Linked DNA regions of Homo sapiens: region 1 is linked to region 2. Evidence: chromatin loops called from intact Hi-C (ENCODE). Cell type or tissue: Caco-2. All regions are shown on one strand. Each heading gives the region's core, and the rest is flanking DNA. Links, peaks and the distances in the headings are about the cores only. Region 1 overlaps SMAD5 (SMAD family member 5). Region 2 has its middle 28 kb from the start of SMAD5.

Region 1 (5,387 bases), core at 221-5,220, 48 kb after region 2:
TTAGCTCTTTGTGCAAAATCTTAAATCTGTTTCTCATCTTTACCTGGCTAAACCTGTATCTCCAGTCATGACCTTTTCCCAGTGGAGTTTACCACCATTTCTACTGACAAAGCTGCCTTCTGAATGTTTTTAATTCTGTGGGTAGAATTCTCATTTTATCATTATCTTAGTCAACGTGGGTTTAAAATTTGAAATTATCTCTTAATTTCAAGGTACAGTTAGTAGAAAAATCAGTGACCATTCATTAAGTATCATAGTGTGTGGTATGGCACATGCAATGGTCCAGGTGCTGAAGACTACTTCTTAGAAGGATTTTGTACTGTATTTGGGAAGTTATGATATTATTTATGACTTATTAATTAGTTTTTATTATAAATATTCAGTGACCATAGCCTCTTCAGCATTGGGTGGTAAAGGAAGTCTTCACAAAAGGGGATAGATTGGAGCTCATCATTAAGAATGACTAAGATTTCTCTTGGAAGACACAGATGGGCAGAGGGGCAGGGATTTGGATTGGATCAGAAGGTGTGTATAGTGGAAGAGTAATGGGCAAGATTAGATTAGGACTAGATCTAGCCAGTCTCTTAAGTCTTGGTTCGTCTTCTTTCTGAATGCTAATGATTAGAATTCATGTTTGAATAGTACTGTTGAGTTTGTAAAGCTTGTGTTAGATAGACATTAGTACTTTAATATTTCTGTGACTTAGGAACCATCATCTCTATTTTACAGAAAAGTTAATAGGCTTTGAAAAAGTGATACTAGTAAAGAACAGAATCTGGTGGGCACAGTGGCTCAAGCCTATAATGCCATCAACTTGGGAGACTGAGTCTGGTGTGTTTCATTTCCAGGCATATTTTTATTCTCTGATATCATAGATATCTATAAATAACAATTTTTTTGTTTTAAGTTTGATATAGACATCCTTAGAAAGGTATATATATTTTTACAAATTGTTTTTCTTACTCATTTATTTGATAAATGGACACTATTCTAGGTCCAGGGCATCCAGTGGTTTTGAGGGCAGACGAGACTACCTGCATACTAACATTGCATTGGGGAAAACAAAGTAAATAAACAAAGTTGATAATGTAATATCAGATTAGGGTAAATGCTATAAAAAATGAACAGGGTCAGGGGATAGAGAATGTTGTGAGAATGGGCTGTCATGCTATTTTCAATCAAGTGGTCAGGGAATTCCTCTTTCAGGAGGTGACCTTTGAACAACTGAATTAATTTGAGTGAGTATGCTGCGTTAAGTTACGGGAGAAGAGAATTTAGGGGAGAGAACATCAGATGCAAAGACCTCACATAGAAATAACCTTAGAATACTTGAGAAATGGAAAGAAGTTAAGTGTGGTTAAATGCAATTAGGTAGGATAATGGTTAAGAAATGAGTAAGGAGAAGCCAAGGGCCTGATCATGTATGATATTGTATTCAGAATTCTGGTCTTGAAGCTCCTGTCTTTTTGCCTCCCTCTTCCTTAACTGTCTCTCTGTTGCTCATACACATACTCTCTCACACATACGTACACTACCCTATCTAGCCCCCCATTATATTCTAGTGTTCATGAATCAGTCAGCCAGGCCTGTCTCTTATCTAGCCTAGGAAATGCTATGTTCATGTCTGCCTATATATATATTTTTTTGTTTGTGTGCCTTTGCCTTTGACATTTCCCATCTCATCTCAGACAACCAAACCATGGTTTTACTTCCTGACCCACATGGATTTTATCATACATCCTTGATGTAGATGCAACTGAGGTCAGCCCTTCTTACAGTTCATTTAGTACATAACACTTTATACTCTGTGACCTGTTAGTGACAATTATGCTTTCATTCTCTTTGTTATATCTCTCTATTTTAATGTGGCCAGTTTTGTTTGCCTAGGAAAAATCATCCTACATAGGGCTGGGCAAGACAAGGCACAAGGCATATCCATACATAAGGAGGATATCTTTACTTCCCTGTACCCTTCCCCACCATGGTTCCAGCATAGAAGGCTGGATAGCTGCCAGTAGTTGATCGGCATCCAGAACTGTATCTGGTACTTTAGTAGGCTCTCAGTAAGTGTATTTTGAATGAATCAGTTTATTGACTGTTGAGATTAAACCCTACTTGGCATAACTTTTTTTAAAAAGCCCCATCATGGCTATTCACAATACATGGGATGTAACAAAGAATCAATAATTATTTGTTGAGTGTATGTCAGTTTTACTTTACTCTGTGTTTACATTATCTTTATTTACTTTATGTTATTGTCTGGGCTTTAGCTGAGCACATACATTCTTTTCTGGAAAGATGCACCCCAGTCCAGAATAATATTGATGCTAGAATTTTTCAAAGACAAAGCTATAGCTTTTGGCAATTGTAGGCACAAGAAAGGAAGCATCTTTTGTTACACCATTTTTCCAAACGTTATTCTTGTTACTTTAGTAGGTATTTATCGTCTGTGGTTGGCTGTGCAGCGATCTGCAGGAGATCTTACACATTCTTTTTATTCTTTATTTAGAAATGGGATCTCACTATGTTGCTCAGACTGGACGTGATTGAACTCCTGGGCTCAAGTGAGTCTCCCGAATAACTGGGATTACAGGTGTGTGCCACTGAGCCTGGTTTTTACCAGCTTCTATCGGTGGAGTGCCTGTCACTTCCACCTGTCATCATCAGGAGCTTCTTAATGGTGCAGAACAGTGGTTTACCTGGAGCAAGCTCATTAACCAATATAAAATATCACTTAAAATAAGCCGATAGGAATTATAAAATTAGAAACTGACCCTTTTAAAATGAATTTATTCTCTTTAAATTTATTCAACATACTTAGTTTTACAAATAGATACTTGCCATTTTACTGGCAGTTATAATGATTTATTTGAGGGTTTGGTACATCTTATACAACCGTGAATACAATTTGCATCTAATAATGTGACTTCAGTAGTATCATGATTTTTGTCCAAACCTTCTCAGTCTGGGAAACATTTAAAGAGAATAATGACCTTAGAGAAGAGCTGGATTTCTTTTAAGACTTCTATTCAGATCAGGACACAATCACGTTCAAAATTGACATAGCATGTAACATGGATTTCAGTGAAGAAAAGTACTTCAGAATCAAATTTTAGAAGAGTGTTTTAGGGTTTAGTGGCCTAATCAAAGGGAGTCCAGAAGCTATTTTTGGATAATACATAGGAGGTAGAGCAACCTGGTTTTGCCTCTGGTTATCATTTGACATTGCCAGTGTCTTACTTGTTCATATTATGGGGAAGGAATCGAGTGGTCACAGAACTTTTGGAGAAAATTTATCAATTTTTTGTTTACTTTGTAATGCTTTTCTGTTCTTATTTAATAAAATATGCCTTTCGATTATATTAATTTAAATTTGTATATATTGAATTGATTTAAACTAGGATCCTTTCCCCCTTTCTCTTTCAGGACTTGACCCAATGAAAGAAGCATATGGCACTTGTGAAGATAAATGTTACTCCTCCCTTTTTAATTGGAACTTCTGCTTAGGACCTGTGTATGACGTTTCACCTGTGATCTGTTCTTTCGGTAGCCACTGACTTTGAGTTACAGGAAGGTCTCCGAAGATTTGTGTCAAATGACGTCAATGGCCAGCTTGTTTTCTTTTACTAGTCCAGCAGTAAAGCGATTGTTGGGCTGGAAACAAGGTGATGAGGAGGAGAAATGGGCAGAAAAGGCAGTTGATGCTTTGGTGAAGAAACTAAAAAAGAAAAAGGGTGCCATGGAGGAACTGGAGAAAGCCTTGAGCAGTCCAGGACAGCCGAGTAAATGTGTCACTATTCCCAGATCTTTAGATGGACGCCTGCAGGTTTCTCACAGAAAAGGCTTACCCCATGTTATATATTGTCGTGTTTGGCGCTGGCCGGATTTGCAGAGTCATCATGAGCTAAAGCCGTTGGATATTTGTGAATTTCCTTTTGGATCTAAGCAAAAAGAAGTTTGTATCAACCCATACCACTATAAGAGAGTGGAGAGTCCAGGTAGGTCTTATTCCTGAGAAGAATTTGGAAAAACAAAAACAAAAAACCTCTCTTCCTGATATGCATGTAACTAGATTTAGTAATGAAAAGGTTGTATTAGCTTTGTGTTTCCATCTTAAATATTCTAATCTTGGAAGGGCTATTGGATTTTGAGTTTAGCTTTTTATATGTAGGTGATACAATTCTCAGGTGGCTTACTCTAATTCATTATTCACTGTAAGCACCCATATATCTACTCTGCCTTTTCCTGTGGATGACCTGTCTCTGTTTTATTTAAAGCCTAAGCTCCAAGTGTGTACTATATCCCATTCCTTTTTGTCAAATGAAGAACTTTGTTCCTACAGTTATCATCCTTCTCTCCAGCATTATATTTTCCCTTTCTACCAGAGTATTTCTGATAGCATACAAGCATGCCATGATACTACCCATCCTAAAATAAAACTTAAAAAAAAATTCTGCTTTTCACTTCATTCACATAACCCAACCCCAATCACTGCACTGTTTCCACTGGTCCTTTTAGAGGATTCTCCATTTTTATTATCTTTATGTTTCATTTTTTTCTTGTGACTTCTCTAGTTAGTCTTTCTTTCCTACCATTTAACTTGTCGAGATCACTAGTGACTGCCTTTTTATAGGTCAAGGGGTCATTTTTGAGTCTTATCTTACTGTCCGCTCAACTGCATTTGATACAGTTGATCTCCTTCCATCCTACTCAAAACTTTTTCTGTGTTTGGCCCCTAAGACAGTATGCTATCCTGGTTCTCCTACCTCACTGACTGTTCTTGCCCCTCTTTGCTGGCGTATTCTCCTGTTTTCACAGGAGTCAGTCCATGGACCTTTTCTCCATTTATATTATTTCTTTATGTGCTTTCATGCTGTCACATGTCTTAAGATTGTCTATAAGCTGATGCTCACATTTTGAACTCAAGTCAACTTCTCCCTTGAGTTTTAGATTTGTGTATCCAGTTGCCTACTTGACATTTCCACTTGAATATTTATTTATTAAACATACCAAATGTAATATGTCTAAGCGCAGTTTTTTTTCTCTGGTTTCCCCTATTGAAGTGAATGGCAACAGCATTCATGTAATTGCTAATGCCCTAAACTGCAAGGTCATCTTTTATTCTTCTTACTTAAATCCTATATTTAAAATATGAGCAAATGCTGTTTGCTGCACCTTCAAAATATGTCTTAATAAATATGTCACCTCTCATCATTTGTGACATCACTACTTTAGTACAGTACATCATCATCATCACTCACCTTAAGTAGTGTCCTAATTGGTCTTTCTGCGTCTCTTCTTCCCCTTAACCCATTGTGTTTTCCACACAACAGCCAGAATGATTTTTTAAAAACATACTAAATCATGTCAGTTCCTACTGAAAACAC
Region 2 (5,387 bases), core at 155-5,154:
TGTAATACCAGTGACCCAAGATTCTGTGATTCTCTAAGGAGGAGTGGTGTATCAGAGGGGAAATGACACCTAGATGGCACAGGGTGGAGAAACGCTGCTTTACAGTTGGTAAAACACTTTTGCTCATATTTATCTCAGTGTGCCTTCTAAACTTTCAAAATGTCTCCCGAACACAGAGGCAAGGAGTGATATGAGAAAAGAAAGAACTTGTTTTTTTGAGACAGAGTCTCTCTGTCACCCAGGCTGGAGTACAGTGGCGCAATCACAGCTCACTGCAGCCTCAACCTTCCAGTCTCAAGCAATCCTTCCACCTCAAGCCATCCTACCCACCTTCCGAGTAGCTGGGCCTGCGGGTGTGCACCATCACACCCGATTAATTTTTAAAAAAATTTTTTTTAGAGAGAGGGTCTTGCTTTGTTGCCCAGGCTGGTCTCAAACTCCTGGCCTCAAGCAATTCTCCTGCCTTGGCCTTGCAAAGTGTTAGGATTACAGGCGTGAGCCACTGCACTCGGCCAAGAATGTTTTCTTCCACACACAAACAGCAGCCTTATATATTAATAATGCTAGACCCCTACCATTAGTACTGGAATGCTTTTGAGTCATAAATTAGAGGGTGACGCAGTGCCCAGGACCAAAGCTCTACAGCATCCCTGCATGGTGCAACCCTGCAAGATTTGTGTATAGATCATTTAATAGTTTAGGGGCAGGAATAACCCAAAGCAAAGTGCTCCAGTCACCACTGAGGAAGATCAGGAAAACATTACAATGAAGCAAAGCTGGTATTACAAAGGCACACTTGCATATCTTGACTTGGGATTTCCATTTTACTGGGCTGGAGGCTAATCATTCTCTCAAACATCTGGTGTGGTTAGTATCACTCTCCTAACTTTACAGATGAGAAAACAGAGGTTCATAGTGCAAACAGACTCCACAATGTCTTGCTGAATGCACTTGTTGGTTTAGCTACCCCCTGTGAAGCCTCTTAGGAACTCAGGCCACACTGGTGTTCCTCAGCTCTAGCTCCTGAAACCAGCCTGTCTTGGCCTTTGCTGGTATCCTCCTTTTGTTTATTCCTCTTTCGTGGCCTCTTTGCCTCCCTCTTCATCTTGAATATAGGCTCTTCGGTTAATTTTTTTTCTGCCATAGCACACTTCTTTTCTTCTAGGCATTTATGAAGACTTATTGTATTTTCAGATGTGTCTATTTGTGTATTGTCAGTCTTCATCATCATGAAGTCAAAGTTCTTGCCTGTTTGGTTCACTGCTGTGTCCCCAGCACCAGGCTCAGTGCTTCATAAATATCTGTGGAATGATGAATGAAAGGAGAGAAGAAAGGAAGGCCAATGCATCACTTTTATTTGAAGGTTTAAATATAAAACATAAACTGTTTTCCTGGATATTGTATTAATACGATAATGCTTAAACATTAGAATGTTGAAAGAGTTGTGTAGTGTCGATGTAACAATTGTTAATATAAAATAAGAGCTAGTAATTGGAGTTCATTTCAAGGAAAACTGAATTTAATGTTAGGTTGGTTGGTTGTGACACAAATATTCATTGGATCAGAAATTACTCCAAAATGCTACAGGAGTCAACAAGGTCAAAGAATTAGTTCTATACCATGTGGCTCAAAAGCAGCACTTTGGACTGAATGCTACAGGGGCCACACACAAAGCTCAGGCTTCTTTACAGTTCCTGGTGACATGAGATATTAGGGTACAAGTCTGGGCCTGGAGACCTAATCAAGGCCTGATACGGCTCTGCAATGTGGGTCGACTTGCTTCTTTTTTCTGAGCATGTTTCTTCTCCTGCGAAATGGGGGTTAATAGTCCCAACCTGCCTAGTTTAACTCCAGATTAACTCATCCTTCATCAACATGGGATGGTTGGAATCGGATGTAGGGCCTTGTCCTTTGTAAAAGCATAAAACACAAAGTGCTGTTAAGGATTATAGCAATAAGGCACGCACACACAAAACATCTGGGTATCTGTTTGTTCCCTTCTTGCTAATCTGCAGTGGTAATAAGGAATTCCAGGTTAACTCCTAGCTTCTGTTATCAGGCAGAACTTTGGATTGCAGCCTCGTAGCTCCTCCTGAAAATGCATACTTGAGCCAAGAGCAAACCTGTAAGGGCCTCTCAGATACTGCTCACCCCCCGGAAGCTGGATTGCTTTGAATATTTTGCCAAATCTCCTTCCCACTCTTAGAAGAAGATTTGAGTTGAAAGCACATAGAACAGTTGTCTTTGCCTGTCACTTCCCCCTTCCCCGGCTGCAGGATTCCTGTCTCACAACTACCCTCCTACTCCCTTTCTTTTCCTCCGTCCCAGACCCAAACTTGTAGGGGACCTTTTGCCCTGAATTTCAGCAGGAAACACAACTAGCAACCAGATGTCTGACTTTTTCACCCCATTGGCAAGGATCAGCCATCTTCCCTGTAAACTTCCGGCCTTTCCTCTCTGTTAGATCTTTCAGCTTCTTCACGCTCTGTCTCCTTTAGCTCAGATGCATGAAAACCCTCCAGAAGAGAAACAAAAGGTAGCCTGCAAAGTGCCGCAAACGTGCATAGTATTTATATGCTCTACCCAGCAAATTGGTTGTCGGTGGATGTCGGAGGGAATGGGGGTGAGAGGGTAGCAATTCAGCTTTTAGATTCATTTGGTCTATCAGTAAATTCAGATCCAATGAAGAATAGGTGGCTTTGATCAAAGATAAAGATAATGAAAAGAAGTTAATAACTTAAAATAACACACCAAGGGAAAAAAACACAGATTCTGTTACCATCAAAGTGTTTGAGTATGATAAAATAATAGGTAAAGTAGCTTTCTCAACTTCAGGAATAATGAGAGACCCAGATCTTCTTTGACACAGCAGAGACCTTTGGGACTGGGGCAGACCTTAGACCTCATTCAGTTTCTTCACTTTCCAGGTGTAGAAACTGAGGTCCTACCTGAGTGGGAAGGACTTGCCCCAGGTCCCTTGCTTGATGGCAGAGTGGGGTGTCCCAGCTCAAGGGCCTGCCCCTGGCACTGCTTATATCTACCCTGAGACATTTCTGGAGAAGGATGGTGGTCACGGACCTGGGCTTGATCTGCCGACTCTCTGTGCCTCCTGTCTTCCTGCTCTTGGGATGGTTGGCTGGTCCCCCATCTCAGGAATCCACTCTAATCTGCGGCTCTCGGCCATGAAGCAGCAGCAGTGATGGGGCTTTTTTCCTGCGTCCACCAGCCATCTGATACACACCCCAAAGGGGAGAAGCATGAGCCTTTTTTTTTTAACATAAGAAACCTACCAATAAACATCTCCGTTGTCAAGTCAACACTTGTTGACCATCTATAGGCAGTACAGAGGAAGTGTTTCTCAAAGAAATGAATGAAAAACAGGTGGGGAGTCAGTGGAAGCCTTGAAATTTTAAGGAATTATCACTCAATCGCACAAAGTCCTGTATTACCTTATCCCCTTCCTTGCCCGGGCTGACTTTCCCTGCTTACCTCTGTCTTCACTGGTGTAAATCATCATTCCACTAATCCCAGATGTGTAGCTTGGGGCAAGTTTCTGCCCCTCTCTGTGCCCCAGTTTCCTCACCTATGAAGTGAGAATAATAGGGCCAGGTACAGTAGCTCAGTCCTGTAAGCCCAATACTTTGAGAGGCTGAGGTGCGAGGATCACTTGAGCCTAGGAGTTTGAGACCAGCCTGGGCAACAGAGTGAGACCCCATTTCTACAAAAATAATTTTTTTTAAATTAACCAGGTGTGGTGGGATGTGCCTGTAATCACAGATACTCAGGAGGCTGAGGTGGGAGGATCACTTGAGCCCAGGAGTTTGAGGTTACAGTGAGTTATGATCATACCACTGCACTCCAGCCTGGGTGACAGAGTGAGGCCCTGTCTCTACAAAAAAGAAAAAAGGCATGGGGGAATAATAGTTCTTAGGGATACAATTGCCCTGGGGGTGATGTGAAATGAGGGCTATCACACTTAGCATATAGTAGAAGTTCAATAAGCTTTAGTTCTCTTCCTTCTGTAATGGGAGACTATACACATGTTCCTTAAGCAGTGGGTCCCAACAGAACAGGAGGGTGCCCTCTTCAGCAAGTCTTATGACATCTTGCCTTCCTACACACCTGAATCTTTGTCCTGCAGCCTCGGCCGCCAACAAGAAAGACCAATCTGATGCTTAAAGGATGTGTTCAATTCTCCTGGGTAGCATGGGCACCTCATCCTGGCAGGGTCATGGTGGAAAACATTTGCCTTTTCTGTCCCAGGCCCACAACCAGGGGCTCCAGCCCTGAAGTTTCTAATTGTTTACTTCGCAACACTTGAATTTTTATTCTAAAAAAAAGGAAGGAAAAAAAAAGGAAAAGAAACCAGGGCCCAGACTTAATGCAAATGAATCCCAAGGGGAGTCTGTTACCTTCGGGCTCAGAACAATGAGTTAATTGAAAGCGGTAATGAGAAAAAGCAGCTGGCATTCATAAACCCATGGGCCAATGAGCAGTTCAATTCCTGGGCAGCAGGTGAGAGCCAGGCTTTCTAGACAACCAAAATGTCAATTTGCTTCTGAAAATAATTGCCCGAGGAATACCAAGCCACCAGCAAGGACTGAGCCTGTCTACAGGTCCTGTCACCTGGCTGGGGGCCACCTGTGATGGCCCCAGCACCCAGACCTTCAAGTCTTGAGAAAACTGTGCTTTAAGGACTTACCTGAGACTAAGGACACACACCCACGATGGACACCCAACTGGAGAGTCATGTGAGAAGCCCCAAAGTCAAAGGACTTGCTTCACATTCCAGCTCTATCACTCCTGTGGGGTGGGGCCTGAGGCAAGGCATGCCACCATACCTTAGTTTCCCCACCTGTCACAATACCTGTCCTCCCAGCCTCCCAGCATTTCTTTATCTGAACATCAAATGAGATGACATATTTGGAATGCTCTGTAAAATAAGAGATGTGTTGTGAAAATAGAAAATCCCAACAGAGTGAACTGAGGGGTCAGACTACCTGGTTAACTCAGATAAGACTCAGAAACTAATGCATACCTCACGAGATTGATGAGGGAATTTGATAAAATAGTGTGTGTGTGTGTGTGTGTGTGTGTGTGTGTGTGTGTGTATAAACATACAAACAAAGCATTTGGAAAGGTAAACACTGATGTTTAGCACATATGGTAAGCCCTGAATAAATGTTAACTAATATTGATTATGGGTTATTATTTTCAGGACAGCCTCAGCTTGTAATGACTAAGCCAAGCTTATGTCAGATGCCCAGTTTGGGTTTCTATGCACTTTGCTTCATTTTCTAATCATTTCTGGCCACATGGGTCAAATATCCACTCTGCCCACAGTAGTCCTGCATCATACAAAGAGGGCTAGGCTGAGTAGACAGAGC

What was found. A loop is a pair of places that touch in the nucleus more often than their neighbours do. Peaks named below come from ENCODE experiments on the same cell type or tissue, not always from the same donor. Only the 100,000 strongest peaks of a DNase experiment are listed, where the experiment ranks them.
Region 1: it touches region 2 in a loop (2.4-fold over the local background); 1 of 110 quality-filtered maps calls a loop at or near these places.

Annotation. Positions count from the first base shown.
Region 1 is chr5:136,150,166-136,155,552 of GRCh38, forward strand. SMAD5 (SMAD family member 5) reads left to right here. Exons shown (of 8, transcript NM_005903.7): 3 at 3,427-3,998. The coding sequence starts at 3,596. Among named protein-coding and RNA genes, the nearest start is that of SMAD5-AS1, 18 kb to the left of the region's middle. RefSeq lists an enhancer at 3,041-4,240. In Caco-2, for the core only: no CTCF peak of the experiment used is centred there; no DNase peak of the experiment used is centred there.
Region 2 is chr5:136,102,407-136,107,793 of GRCh38, forward strand. No RefSeq gene overlaps it. Among named protein-coding and RNA genes, the nearest start is that of SMAD5, 28 kb to the right of the region's middle. In Caco-2, for the core only: no CTCF peak of the experiment used is centred there; DNase peaks (open chromatin) are centred at 1,755, 2,105 and 4,795.